2 separate regions of the Mus musculus genome follow, and region 2 is linked to region 1. A link is a contact called in ENCODE Hi-C or POLR2A ChIA-PET data. All regions are on one chromosome and are shown on one strand. The core of a region is the stretch at or near the end of the contact, and the rest is flanking DNA. Distances in the headings are between cores, read along the strand shown. Region 1 holds the start of Gin1 (gypsy retrotransposon integrase 1). Region 2 holds the start of Pam (peptidylglycine alpha-amidating monooxygenase).

Region 1 (6,379 bases), core at 2,018-4,517:
GCCTATAGCCATAGCATCACACAATACTCAACAATTTGATCAATGTTCAGTCACGAGCTCCAAAGTGATATTAAATGCCTAGTCTGAAGTATTCATGGATTATTCAAATATCAGAATTGAACCTTTCTTTAGTTTTAAGATTGCTTTTGTAGCAATGGTCCTCAAATAAACTGGTTGCATCATAATAATAAACATATTACTGGCCTATCACAAAAAGCTTTGATCAGAAATTCTTAAGTAGAGAATTTATATTTTAATGAACTGACAGGCAGCTAGGTTTGAGACTTAACACTAGTTAAAAATCGAAATGTGTTTTAGTTTACTAGTTTCCTCACATGGCAAACAGCAACTAGGAAACCTTAACATCTCTCAGAACCACTTGGTGGACTGGAGCTATTAAACTGTAAGGTCTAGGGTTGAGTGCAATATTTTGCCTTCCTAAAATTCCAAGGTGATGCTGACATTGCTTGGAATCTCACCGTAAGAACTGCTCCACTCTTGAAAATTTAACTTTAACTCTTGCTCCCCACCCCAAAATTCCTTAGCAGCTCTAGGCAGCAGACAGAATGAGGTTATACATCACATACAGTTTTGAAGATTAAATGAGAACGCAGGCGGCCAGAACAGCTAGCATGCAGTAAGGACTCTGTAAACATTAGCTGTTTCTATAACTGGTTAACTATGGTTATAAATAAGATTTTTCTGACTTTAACTGGCAAAAAACAAACATAAGCAACTCAGTTTAGAATGAACCTTCTAGCGAAGGCTGCCTGTGCAGATCCTCTTCTGATGGTCTTTGTGGAGACCTTTTTCAAGGCTCCAGTTTTACTTGGCTGCTCCACACCGGACGACCTACTGCCCTGGACAAACAGTCCTCTCTCTCATATGTTTACTCATTCTGGCTTGAGCTGCCTCTTCCTTAAATTAACACCCCGAATAAGCCATCAGTCCTGTATAGTATCTAGAGTTCCCTTACAAAAGTCCCCCAAGCTATCTTTCCATAGGTTCCACTAAAGTCCAGAAGTCCAGCCCCGGAATTAGTAAATTTCCACTAAAAATAAAAAAATTAAAAAGGAAACTGGAGCTCCATCAACTGCTGTTCAACCGGAATACAAACACATAACTGGTTTTCCTGAGATCCCAAAGCATTTTCTAGTGGAAACTTTATTATAAATGATAGCTAAATTCCAAGGCACTAGGAAGAAGTTACATAAAAAGTGTTAAATATTGGTTTCTTCCTGCTAGGAAAGGCAAGCTAGAATAGGTTTTTCGATTATATAAACCAAGACAGTTCCAAGTTCCATACAACTTTGGCAAATGACTGATTCCTCTCCCTCTTCAAAAGGTATACCTCTTTCTGCTGAGTCAGCATTTCTGCCTGGAATTTACCTTTCTGCTGAGTTAGCTTTTTGGTTTGGATTTTATTGCCATTTTAGAGGTAGTTCCTATTCCTGAAATAAACTGGAAGACTTCAAAGAATGCTTCCCAGACTCTTCTCATGCATCTACCAAACCCCAAACACATTTCTTAACCTTTTTGTCTCCTTGTGCTCCATACGTACCTTTCCCAATGATCTGTTTCACACCTGACAATGATGTGAGTGCTCAGGGTTTTGTTTCTAATTATCAAACATTTCAAATTATCAGAAAAACTAAATGAACTACTCTTATGCCTAGTATTAGATTCAATAGTCTATCAATTGTTAAATTTAATACCTTTATAATTACCTAAAAACTGAGATAGCAAGCATTGTACAATTATGAGCCTTCTAGTCATCAGTTTTTCCACTTGCCTTTTCAAAAAATAGCCTATGCTGCAGAAAATACATTCGACAGTCTGAAATATGTAATTCTACAGCACATACAGAATTTGCAGAAAGATCACGACTGTCATTTGTCACACACATATACACAAGCACACTATGGATGCATAACCTCTGATAGTTAGTGAAGAAACTGGAATAACAAGAGCAATGGCAGGACAATAGAATACAGATGCTGGATTCAGATCTAGTTTCTAGTAAACACTCAAAGGTTTTCCTGTGGCAAAATGTAACCAGGGTAAGTTCCACTACCTCACTAACTTTCCATTTTCCGGCTTAAAAATATAATAACCTAACAACCTTCACGAGCCTCTTGAAAGGATGAATGACAATATATGTGCAAACCATGTGGTACTGTTACACACTAATATCAGCTATCGTTATATTATTGCTCAAAAACCACGGGTTTCAGTTAGAAAAAAAAAACTGTAATAGTGAAACAAAATCCTGCCCCGGTATAGGCTAATGCTTAAGTCAGCCATGCTTCCTACTTCTGTGTCTTCCAGGACGCAAAAAGCAAAACGACCATTACCACAAACCTCAAGAATGGTAACTCTCAGGAAGTTGTCCAGAACCTCCAGGATGAGATCCAAAGGTCACTATCTACATGGGAGGACGCAACGCTGTGTAATCGATAAGGCGCGGGTGCGGCATTGACCTGCAACCTCGTCTCTTACCTTGCAACGCCGCTGTGCACACACACACAGTGCTTTTGTTCTTTGGAAGTGGGTGTGGAAAGCAAAGACAAGCAGAGCAAAGGATAGGGAATGAAACAGACACCTCTCCCCACAGAAGAAGCCAAACAACGGCGCACCCCTCGGTGAACGGAGATCCAAATACAAGTCGAACGTGGGTAGCTCCCTAACTAGCGGGACTGCAATTTCGGGCTTTTCAAACTCTAGAAATGAAAAGAGGAAGCGACTCGGGAAGCGGAGGAGAAATCAAGCCTGAAAGGGACCCTGGGGATGTTCTGTCACTCGTCCACAAGCACGCTGCCCTCCGCGACTGTCCGTGGCTCTTGCAAGACCACGTGTCCCGCATCCGCACCGTGGAGCAGAGACAAAGCAAACACCTGGAGGCGGCGGCGAGCCTCGGGCTGCCGGAGATGTCGCCTCTCCCGGTCCTCACCTGCCGTGGCTGCGGGCAGCAAGCGATCTGCGGGAGATGCTTGAGCCCATCCAGGTTTCGGTTCCTCCCCCTTTAATTGCGGGGGCGAGGGAAGGACGCTTGTGCCGAGGCGGCTCTCGGAGGCGTGGACCTGAAGCTTCCCTCGCCGGCCACCGCGGAACCGCTGGCACTGGCACACCTCAGGAGCCTCCGACACGCCTCTTCCCTGCCCGCCCTCCACAGGGCTCCCACGGAAACTGCACCGGCCGGAACAGTTTCCGGCGGACCAACGACCCGCCTGAGCCTTCCTGTTCCACAAGCGCCACCAGAACTCCGACCCCCGGCAGTTCCGCTTCCGGTAGCACCAGATAAATCGCGAGAGGAGAGTTAAAAACCTGCCGTTTGCACTTAGGACCACTTCGGTGAGTGGTCGTTCTAGTGTGTTCTGTCATACCTATTTTTCTTTATTTTTTTCTTCATTTTTTTTAAAAACGGAGACGTAGCCTTCCAGTAACTTTAAAACGGTCCCCTTCGACTGCTCTAAGGACGGGTTTGACTAGCGGAGGTTTCGCGCAGGCGCCGTTTGGGGCGGGAGGGCCTTGAACTTGCACAGCGCCGCGGATGGTGGCTGCAAAGAGGCGAGGACTGTTGGGCTCAGGGAGGTGGCGACTCGGTATAATTGAGCTGTCAACGGTCCTTTTCCTGCTTAGGCAAGGATTAGCGGGACCTAGCCCTCAGGGGTCCGTTAACGAGGTGTCAAAAAGCTTGCGGAGCTCTCCCTTGCCGGCGGCGGCGAATGCTGGACTGCCTTCAAAACTCGAGTGCAGCGGCGCTTGTCCGAAGCTGGAGGAGTTTCGTCCTGCATAGTAGTCACCATTCAGTGTGAAAACGTACACCTGTGTAAAGGAACGAGCTCAAGGGGGGTGGGGTGGGGACCTTAAAGCTCTAAAGGGAAAATACACTTTTTAAAAAAATCTCAATTTTCAAAATGGACCTGAATTTGTCCTGTGCGGCTTTATCTGTATGCATATGGAAATAAAGGGAAAAGAGGCAGGGTATGGTCTGAAGTATTGCCGCCTCAGGCTTATCCCTGCCTCCTCCCAGTTAATATATAATTGTACGGGTTCAGTTTTCAGAGATTAAAGCAGAATAATTCAAAAGTCGGAACCCTAATCCCACAATCCTGTGTTTATTAAAACATTACAACTTTTGTGTTTTGAAGTTAGAATACAAACTTACTGTGTAACCTTTCATTGGCTTTAATAGTAGCTTCATGCTAAAAATAAAAAGAATAGTTAATTGTTTTCATTGGTTACGCAAGACAAAATTATAGATGTTAAGCAATAAGTATTGGTAAAAATATTTGTTGTTCTTAACGTTGTACGAGGAACATGCTGTAAAGACCTAATCAAATATCCTGATGAAATTGCAACACTTTGGTGCTCAGCTTTTAACGGAATGCATATGCCCAGCTGCCTCACCCGAGCTGACCGGCCTCCCTATCATGGGACACAGGGCTGTCCAACTGTGACTCAGAATAAACCATTCTCCTTGGTGCCTTTCCTGCTCATTTTATAGTAACAGTGACACGGTAGCTAATGTGGGCAGCTCTCACAATTGAGAGGCTTCTGTACAGCAAAGGAAACATTTGAGTGAAAAGATACCCTGCATAGTAGGGAAAAACCATTCCCACTAGTAGAAGACTGCTGCCTGGAATGTGCAGAGAAATCAAAATACTAAGGAAAAAATACAGAATCCAGTTTTATAAGTGGGTAAAGGACTGAGTGAAAAATTCTCAAAAGAGAAATACATGTCATCGAAACTATGTTTTAAAACTGTTAAACATCTTTATCCACTAGGTAAATGCAGATTAAGACAAATTTGAAATTTCATCTTAGGCCATTAAGGTCACCATCCTTAAGAGGTCAAATAACAAAATGACAAAAGCATGCAGAGGTGGGAGGAAGGGAGCTCTTATTCAGTTCTGGTGGGGTATGAACGGGTGCGGCACTACATGGGAGTAAGCTCGGGGCCTCTCACAAACTAAAACTAGAACTTCCACGTGACCCAACTCTCCGGCTTCTGGGCATATCCCAGGGTATGTGAATATTTTCACAGAGACATTTACATACCTTTGCTTACTGCTCTTGTATTCACATTAGCAAGGAAATGAGATCACTCCAGATGTCCATCACAGAATGTCTGTAGAATACATGTGCTATGGACTGGTACTCAGCCTTAGAGGGAAATGACATTAATAAACATTTCAAAAGCAAACCAAAAGGAATGACACTGGAAAATACTGTCCTAAGTAAGTTAGCTCAGGCTGAAAAAGATACCTATGTTCTCCCGTGTTCTGACGTATTCTTCTTAGATCTAATCTTAAGACATAAATGTGTTAATTTAGGGGTGGTTATGTGTAGGGGCCAGGAATGGAGAAGAGAGTCCATGATGGGGCGGGGGGACCAGTTCTGAGGGAGGTAACGGAGACCAATTGAACACATATGATATGAACATGCAATAGAGAATACAGAGAGGGCGAAAATGTGAAAGGAAAAGGGAGAGAGGAGTGAGTGAACGGTGGGGCCAACAGGAAATAAGTATGAATTCCATACAGAATCCTACTGCTTTTTACGCTATTGTAATATCATAATAACATAATAACGATATAATATTTTAGATTGTAATAAAGAACTTATCCAATAGGGAGTTCTTCAGTGACAGGGTCTTAAGTGGGACGACCAGAGGATGAGAAGACAAAGAAGAAAGTAAAACCAGGATCAGGGATCTTGCCAAAGCTGATGGCTTATGTCAAGCAAGTTTATTAAGAAGTACAGCATTGTAAAAAGAAGTTTGAGGGAGAAGTGGGACCATGTCAGTGGAAGGCACTGTCACATAGTGAGACAAAGACAGCAGAAATGTTGCTAATCAAGTCATGGTGTGCAAAGGGAACACTGAGTATCTCTAGAGCACCAGGACTGAGTGTGCAGTGACCTTGGCACTCCTATCTATAGCAACATTCAGTGGCAAAGGTTAGGTTCTCCAGACCTAAAGCTACAGCTACCCCCAAGGCCCTGGTCCCAAGCAGACTCCAGGTTTTAGAGAAGGGACTGTTCCTTGCCACAGGGCCTCAGGGAAAAGCTCCCAAGTCATGTCCCTAGGCTATTACTGGCTCTGCCAGGCAACACTAGATGGTAATTTATCTAACCCAGATACACTCGGTTCCTAGAAACCACCATTCTATTTTCTGTTGATATGAATTTGACAACTTTTGCCTTTTAAAGAAATTACTTAGCATAATATCCTCAAGTTATATCCATGTTCTTTTTTTTTTTTTTTTTTGGTTTTTCGAGACAGGGTTTCTCTGTATAGCTCTGGCTGTCCTGGAACTCACTTTGTAGACCAGGCTGGCCTCGAACTAAGAAATCCGACTGCCTCTGCCTCCCAAGT
Region 2 (6,379 bases), core at 1,518-4,017, 330 kb after region 1:
GAATTGGTGTCATCGCATTTTATAAAATACAACTTACTTGGAAAGAAAGAGCTCAAGTCAATCCTTCACCTTTTTAAAGTTCAAGAGCATTCAGAGTGATTATTATTTTATTATTATTATTATTATTATTATTATTTTAATTGTTGTTGTCGTGGCTAACAAACAAATAAACAAGTTTCATTTAACTTAAGTGAGACTTGCAAAGCCAATCCAGTGTTCATCAGACATTTGTGCCTGTGGTGTCCTGGATAACAAATGTCCCCATAGATTCAATATTTGAACCCAGTATTTGAACAATATTGCTACTGTCTGGGAAAATTACAAAATGTTTAGGTTAAGGGATTCTGTCTTCTATAAATTGCTTTTGATCATGGTGTTTTATCACAGCATCAGACAAGTATCTAATACAATATTAAAGTGTTACTCTATTGAAAACTGTATATTTGCAAGTGGGTAAGATGGCTCAGTGGGTAAAGGTACTTGTCACCAAGTGTGAAACCTGAGTGTGAGACCTTAAGCTGACATGGAGGAAGTAGTGAGCTAGCTACCACAATATGTTCTCTGATTTCCTATGTGTGCCTGTGCCTCCCCCTATAAATAAATTAATATAATAAAGTTATTTTAAGTTATGTTCATAAAAACAAAATTTTCCACTCTCTAGTTATTTTTCTAGGCATTATAATTTCCTTCCCAAGAGGAGGAGAAAAACATCAACGTGGTTACCCAGTTAATTGAAGTTTTGGATAAAATTATGGTAGCTTTTCAGTATTTGATTACCACATAATACAGTGTTTAAGTGAGGGTTCTCAACCTGTGGGTCGAGACCCCTTGAGGGTAAGCTCATTGGGAAAATATTGATATTCACATTATAATTCAAAACATTAGCAAAATCACAGTTATGAACTTATAAAGAAAAAATAATTCTATGGTTGGGGTCACCACAATGTGAGAAACTATATTAAAGGGTCCCGGCATTAGGACCACTGTCTTACTGGCTGCTTTTGCTCTAAAATAGTTATTTCCAAATGTGCGTCTATTTGATGAAACCTGGGCATTTGAGACATTAGTTTTAGAAAGTACATTCTTAGTGAACCTGGTATTTACTCCATTCTGTGAGGCAGCCTCACAAAATTATGACCTACAAGGGCTTATATACAGCTTTCTTGACACTTTCTACAAGCCACGTATTGCTGTTAGAATATGTTTGATGTCCATATAAAGATATAGGTGTCACTAAATTAGTTTAGAAAGCCCTTAAGGGCAAGAAATATATTCCATGTCTTGCTCTATAAAGCACCCAGCAGACTTGCATTGCATAATACAGGGACTCATGAAAATGTCTATTAAATTTAGGCTATAAGAATGACAGGCCTTAGCCATTTAATACAGAGTATAAAGCTGATTTTCTTGGCGGTTTTCCTTATAAGGTAGTTAGAAGACATTAAACGATGTCTCTTGTGTCTGTGATTATCAACTAAGTTTCTGAATTCACTTTACAAAGAAGAAGGTCCCCCCCCCCCCAAATTAATTTTACTTGTAGGATGGAAACAAGACTGTAGAGACAACAAAACATCTGAAGCAAAAGTTCTTGTCTCTAAGACTGGGGCCAGTAGGATCTTCATGGTAGTTGAATTTCTATAACCATGGGAACAGAGATCCATAGCTTAGACATAGGGTTTGCTGGATAAAGGACAGTTTCAGCTCTGTTAACCAGTTCCAGAAAATGCGGTGCTGTCCCTCTCAGACTTAAAGAGCTCCAGGCCAAATTCATCTTTAAGTCACCAAATCTCAGCTTTAGGACCAAACTCAGGTCAGGGACCCACTAGCACAGAGCTTCAGCCTAAGACTTTGGCTCAAAACCACCACACAGCCCTCTAAAATCGTCCCAGCAAGCTCTAAGCAGCCAACAGAACAACGCGTATTTGTCCAGGTCAACAAAGATTCTGATGGAAGAGAGTACCAAGGCCACACAGATGAGGTGACCCAACCAGATTTAGTGAATATAGGAAGTAGTGGGTACTGTCCATCCTGCCTGACAGAGCAATCACCCTTCCCTGGAGGATTACACACACTCTAAAGCTGGCAGAAAACCGCGGGGAGACAGCAGAGCTGGGCTGGCGATGAGGATGGGGAATTTCCATGCTTCCAGGCACTTGCCAGCACTTCAAGCGCCTCAGTCGGTATTCCACGTCCGTAGCTGTCAATCTGCGCGGCCCCTACTAACGCTCAAACTAGTCCTAAGGATCCACTCGGGGTCCCGCGGGGCTTCGCAACCGCCACTTAGAGTTGTCCAAAAGGGGGGCACAAAAAACCCAAGGCGAATGAACAAACGCGCCCAGAAAGGCGAGGGCGCAGTTAAAGTGCCACAGTGGGCACAGCACCGGTGAAGAACGCGGTGGTGCTGACAACCCCAGCACTTGGGAATGCCAGGAAGGCTCGGACGCCGGATGCCAGGACCCCGGCCGCGCCGGAGGAAACCCACCGGGTCCCTGCGCCAGGAAGCCAAGGGACCAGCAGCCCGCTCCCCGCCCCGCCTCTGCCCAACTTCCGCGCCCCGCCCCGCGCCCGACCCTCTCCCCGCCGCGCCCGGCGCCGGCCACACTAACCTGCGCGGCCGCAGGCTCTTCCCGGGACGGAAGCGGGAGCCCGCGGGCGGCGGGCGGAGTTAGTTGGAGGCTCCGGGTCCCAGGGCGGGGACAGGCTGAGCACGCGGCCGCGGCCGCTGCTGGCCTCCTTCCTTCCCGGGCCGCGCGCTGGGCTCCGGGACCGCCCGCTCCCTCCCCCGGGGCGGCTCCCGCCTCGGCTCCGCCTCCAGCCCTCAGAGCCCGGCTTTGGCTTCCCCGCTCCCGGGGAGCGCGCGGCGGGTGCTTGGAGTCCCGGGCGGGTCGGAGGGTGGCCACTGTCCCAAGGTCTCTGGGGAGCGTGGAGAAGGCCAGGGCCCGATAGTCTCTGGGACGCGGCGGAGTCCCGGGTCCTTTCTGGCCAGCCCCGCGCGGTGACCGCGCCAGCTGCGTGGAAAGAGGTAGAGGACGAGATCTGAGTTGGATAGGGGGCTGCTTCCCGAGGGGGTGAGGGACCTCCTTCCTCCTCAGCGCCCTTTGGGCTGGGGCTCTGCCAGGTGGTCTGCACCCGGAGAGAAGATGCTGGTTTCGAACCCTTAGCTGAGGTGTAATTCCATTCGAAGTCACCTCCTGCAGCCAGGTCCCTGAATTCGAACCACACACAGGTTGCATGCGGTTTCCTGGCCAGAACCCCAAGACCAGAGGTTTGCCTTTCCTGACTTCCCACCTCCACCTGCTGTCCCTTTCTGCTTCTGAGGAGCACTCAGCTTTGGCACACAAGACAACCAGACCAGTCCCATCCCGGCATCGCCCTAAAGCAAGAGAAATAGGACAGGATGAGTAAAAGCCAGAAGTGTTGTGTGGTAGAGGTTTGGTCACTGCGCGTTACTATCTGCACACCCCCCCCCCCACGCACACACACACACAATTGAAGAGCTTTTAATAGAAACAGGTATTTAAATCTCCCCTTGTGTAGTGACTTTTGGAGTATTCATGGTGCCCTTGCTGTGCAAAGTCCTCTGCTTCTTTCTCCAGAGTTCCACCATATCTTTTATTTAATCTTATTGTCGCAGCAGATCCCTGTGCTACTGTGGCTCTGCAACCAAGTGCTGGTCTTTTCAAGGAGCTCCTCTCTGCCTCCATCTATGAAGTTCTGTTTGGCAGGATTGGGGGATATTGGAAGAAGGTCACTGAAGATGTGGAAGAAGTCCCTGGAATGAGATGAAGAAAATGCAGTGGAAAGGGGGAGCTAGGGTGAAGGAGGCTATGCTCTCAAGCCACAGGGGAATTCCCAGAAAGAAAATCCATTTCTCCATAGGGAAACTACTTCAGTGACTATCACAGCTTATCAGGCAGCAGTGGTGAGCCAGAGATAAATCAGGTTGACCAGGCCAGTCTGAGCTTTTATTTCTCAACCCAAATTCCAGGGAAAGCCTTTGACCCTAGGTTCTCAGGTAGAGATAAGAAATTCTTTGTAGAAACTAAATGTCATAAAAAGACGTCAGAAACAGATTCAGTTTACTGATGAGGGCGACACACACTAGGGCTGATCTTTGGCATTGCTCCTAAGTCATTTCTTTACCCTGGTCTAAATGAAACAAGCTCTTAAAACCCTTTTTGAAGCAAGGTGTCATTGAGATAGCCACTCTTCTGTGCTCTCTGTATGCACATTCATAGATATATGTGCCTTCTCCAATACAAACAAATAAACAAATGGTTAATTTTTTGTGAGAGAAGAAAACTTGATTTAGTGTTCTCAGGCTGTAGTGGACTTTTTTTTTTTTTTAATACAATACCTTCTGATCCCAAGAAAATTTCTTGTTCACAGGTGTGTGTGTGTGTGTGTGTGTGTGTGTGTGTGTGTGTGTGTGTGTGTGTGAAAGAGAGAGAGAGAGAGAGAGAGAGAGAGAGAGAGAGAGAGAGAGAGATCGTTAAAATGTCTAACTATACTCTTGTCTCATACCCTCAAGCTCCTGGTGGACAGTTTAGGGTTTCAGAATGCAAACTCAGTTCTGGTGTCCTAGTTTGGTTTGGGTGTTCTGTTGCCGTGATAAAACACACACAATAGTCAACTTGGGAGGAAAGGGTTTGTTCAGCATACACTTTCAGGAAACTGTCCATCTCTGAGGGACTAGGCAGAAGCTCAGCCAAGAACCTAGAGGCAGGAACAGAAGCAAAGACCATCACAGAGGAATGCTGTTTCCTGGATTTTTTTTTTTTAATAGCTTGCTCAGCTTGTTTTCTTAGTCAGTTTGGAGCCATTTGCCTAGGAGTGGCACCACCCTTGGTGGGCCAAGCTTTCCCACAGTCAGGAATACATCAAGACAATGACTCCAGAGGCCAATCTGATGAGGGTAATTCCTAATTTGAGGGTCCCACTTCCCAGGTGACTCTAGTTGCTGTCAATTTGACAAAAGACTCATCAGCCCTCTAGGGAAGCCACCTCAAGCCTGCAGCCAGAGAGCTTCAGGAGTTGTGGCTTTAGGGCATGCCAATTTGTATGTAGGCAGCAATAATTAGAAGCAAACCATAACAAAGCCTTCTCCTACCACTGAAAAAGTCATCCCCTACAGGGATAACATTAAATTAAGGTCCTTTCTGGTACTGTATGCTATCAGTTTAATTCTATAATGCTATGCGTAGTCATGGTGCAAAAGATGTGCAGCCAGCCAACAGCTAAGAACGTGAGGCATAATTTATGGAGAGCAGCATGTTCATAGGCAGTGCTGTGGAGCAGATGGAGGTACACATTTCCCTGTAAAGCTCCCAATTGTTTTCTCAATCTGCCATCATGTGATTGTTGCTTGCGCAGTTCTCCAAGCTGACCCACCTCATACAAAATTGTTAGGAGCATCTCATCTGTACAACACCCGTGTTTGGTTTGGAAGATAGACGTTCTGAGCACACTCAAGTAAAGGTAGACATTCTAAGCACACATGAGTAAAGATGAATTCGTGGAGAATCTTTGCTGTTTCCCTTCTGTTGGGCCACATCTAAGAGACACTTCCTTGCGAGGATGGGTGCGGTAGAGAGTACTTATTCTGCAAATACTGCGGAATGTGCAGGTCCATGAGCTTCTCTGGAAAAAGAAGGAAATATAAATGCTTTCTTATTCTGCACTTCACATATGACCTAAGAGTGCCCAGTCTTGATCAAGAGCAGAAAGCTACATGGAAATCCAAGAATGAGCTTTGAGTTGGTTGCATCAACCAGTCAAAATTGCTTATGCATATTTAGGACGGCAAGAGAAAATATTAATTTCAATTTACAAGTCATCGAAAGGCACCTTGTGGCCCACATAATGAATAGCCCTGTGTTAAAAGTAATACATGTTTGTTCTTTCACAAATAAATTTCCCTCTGAAATATAGACATCTGTCAAGGACTCAATTATCTTTCCCTGCATGAGCTGTAAAAGAACATAAAGGAAATAATATACTACACTGCTTATTTGAAAGAGATCAGGGGTATGCAGCTCCACACTGGCACGTTCTTAATTTCATGGTGTTAAGAAAAGAAACTCTGAGCGTGGAACAGCAAACCCCTTCCTGCTGTACTTGTGCAATTCCCATCAGTGTACACATAGGGGAAGGGTTTTTTCCTCATTAAGTAGAATCACTAAGATCGCTTCCCTGTCTTACTCTACTAACCCTTGTAAGGAGAATGTGCACATCGAATTTCCTTTGAAAAAACAAAGGAATCACCACACTCCTGGGCTCCAAGAGTATGCAGAAGAACAAGGGCACAAAGTGTATTTCACAGATGTAAATGGTCATTTAAATGAGATTAGACATTTATGAAATGTATGCATCAAACAGC

The links. Hi-C counts contacts between places; a loop is a spot of excess contacts on that map. ChIA-PET counts read pairs that join two places held with the same protein, here RNA polymerase II (POLR2A).
Region 2: a loop to region 1 is called in a map of heart, with 14 times the contacts of the local background. The contact joins the promoter of Pam here to the promoter of Gin1 in region 1. A Hi-C loop is called at or near these places in 1 of 37 maps with a recorded cell type or tissue (heart). POLR2A ChIA-PET finds 5 or more read pairs at or near these places in 1 of 5 experiments (embryonic stem cell).

What each region holds. Positions count from the first base shown.
Region 1 is chr1:97,766,905-97,773,283 of GRCm38, forward strand. Gin1 (gypsy retrotransposon integrase 1) reads left to right here and starts at 3,268. Exons shown (of 8, transcript NM_026250.3): 1 at 3,268-3,351. Ppip5k2 (diphosphoinositol pentakisphosphate kinase 2) reads right to left here and starts at 3,188. Exons shown (of 28, transcript NM_173760.5): 1 at 2,951-3,188.
Region 2 is chr1:98,092,879-98,099,257 of GRCm38, forward strand. Pam (peptidylglycine alpha-amidating monooxygenase) reads right to left here and starts at 2,768. Exons shown (of 26, transcript NM_001357127.1): 1 at 2,607-2,768.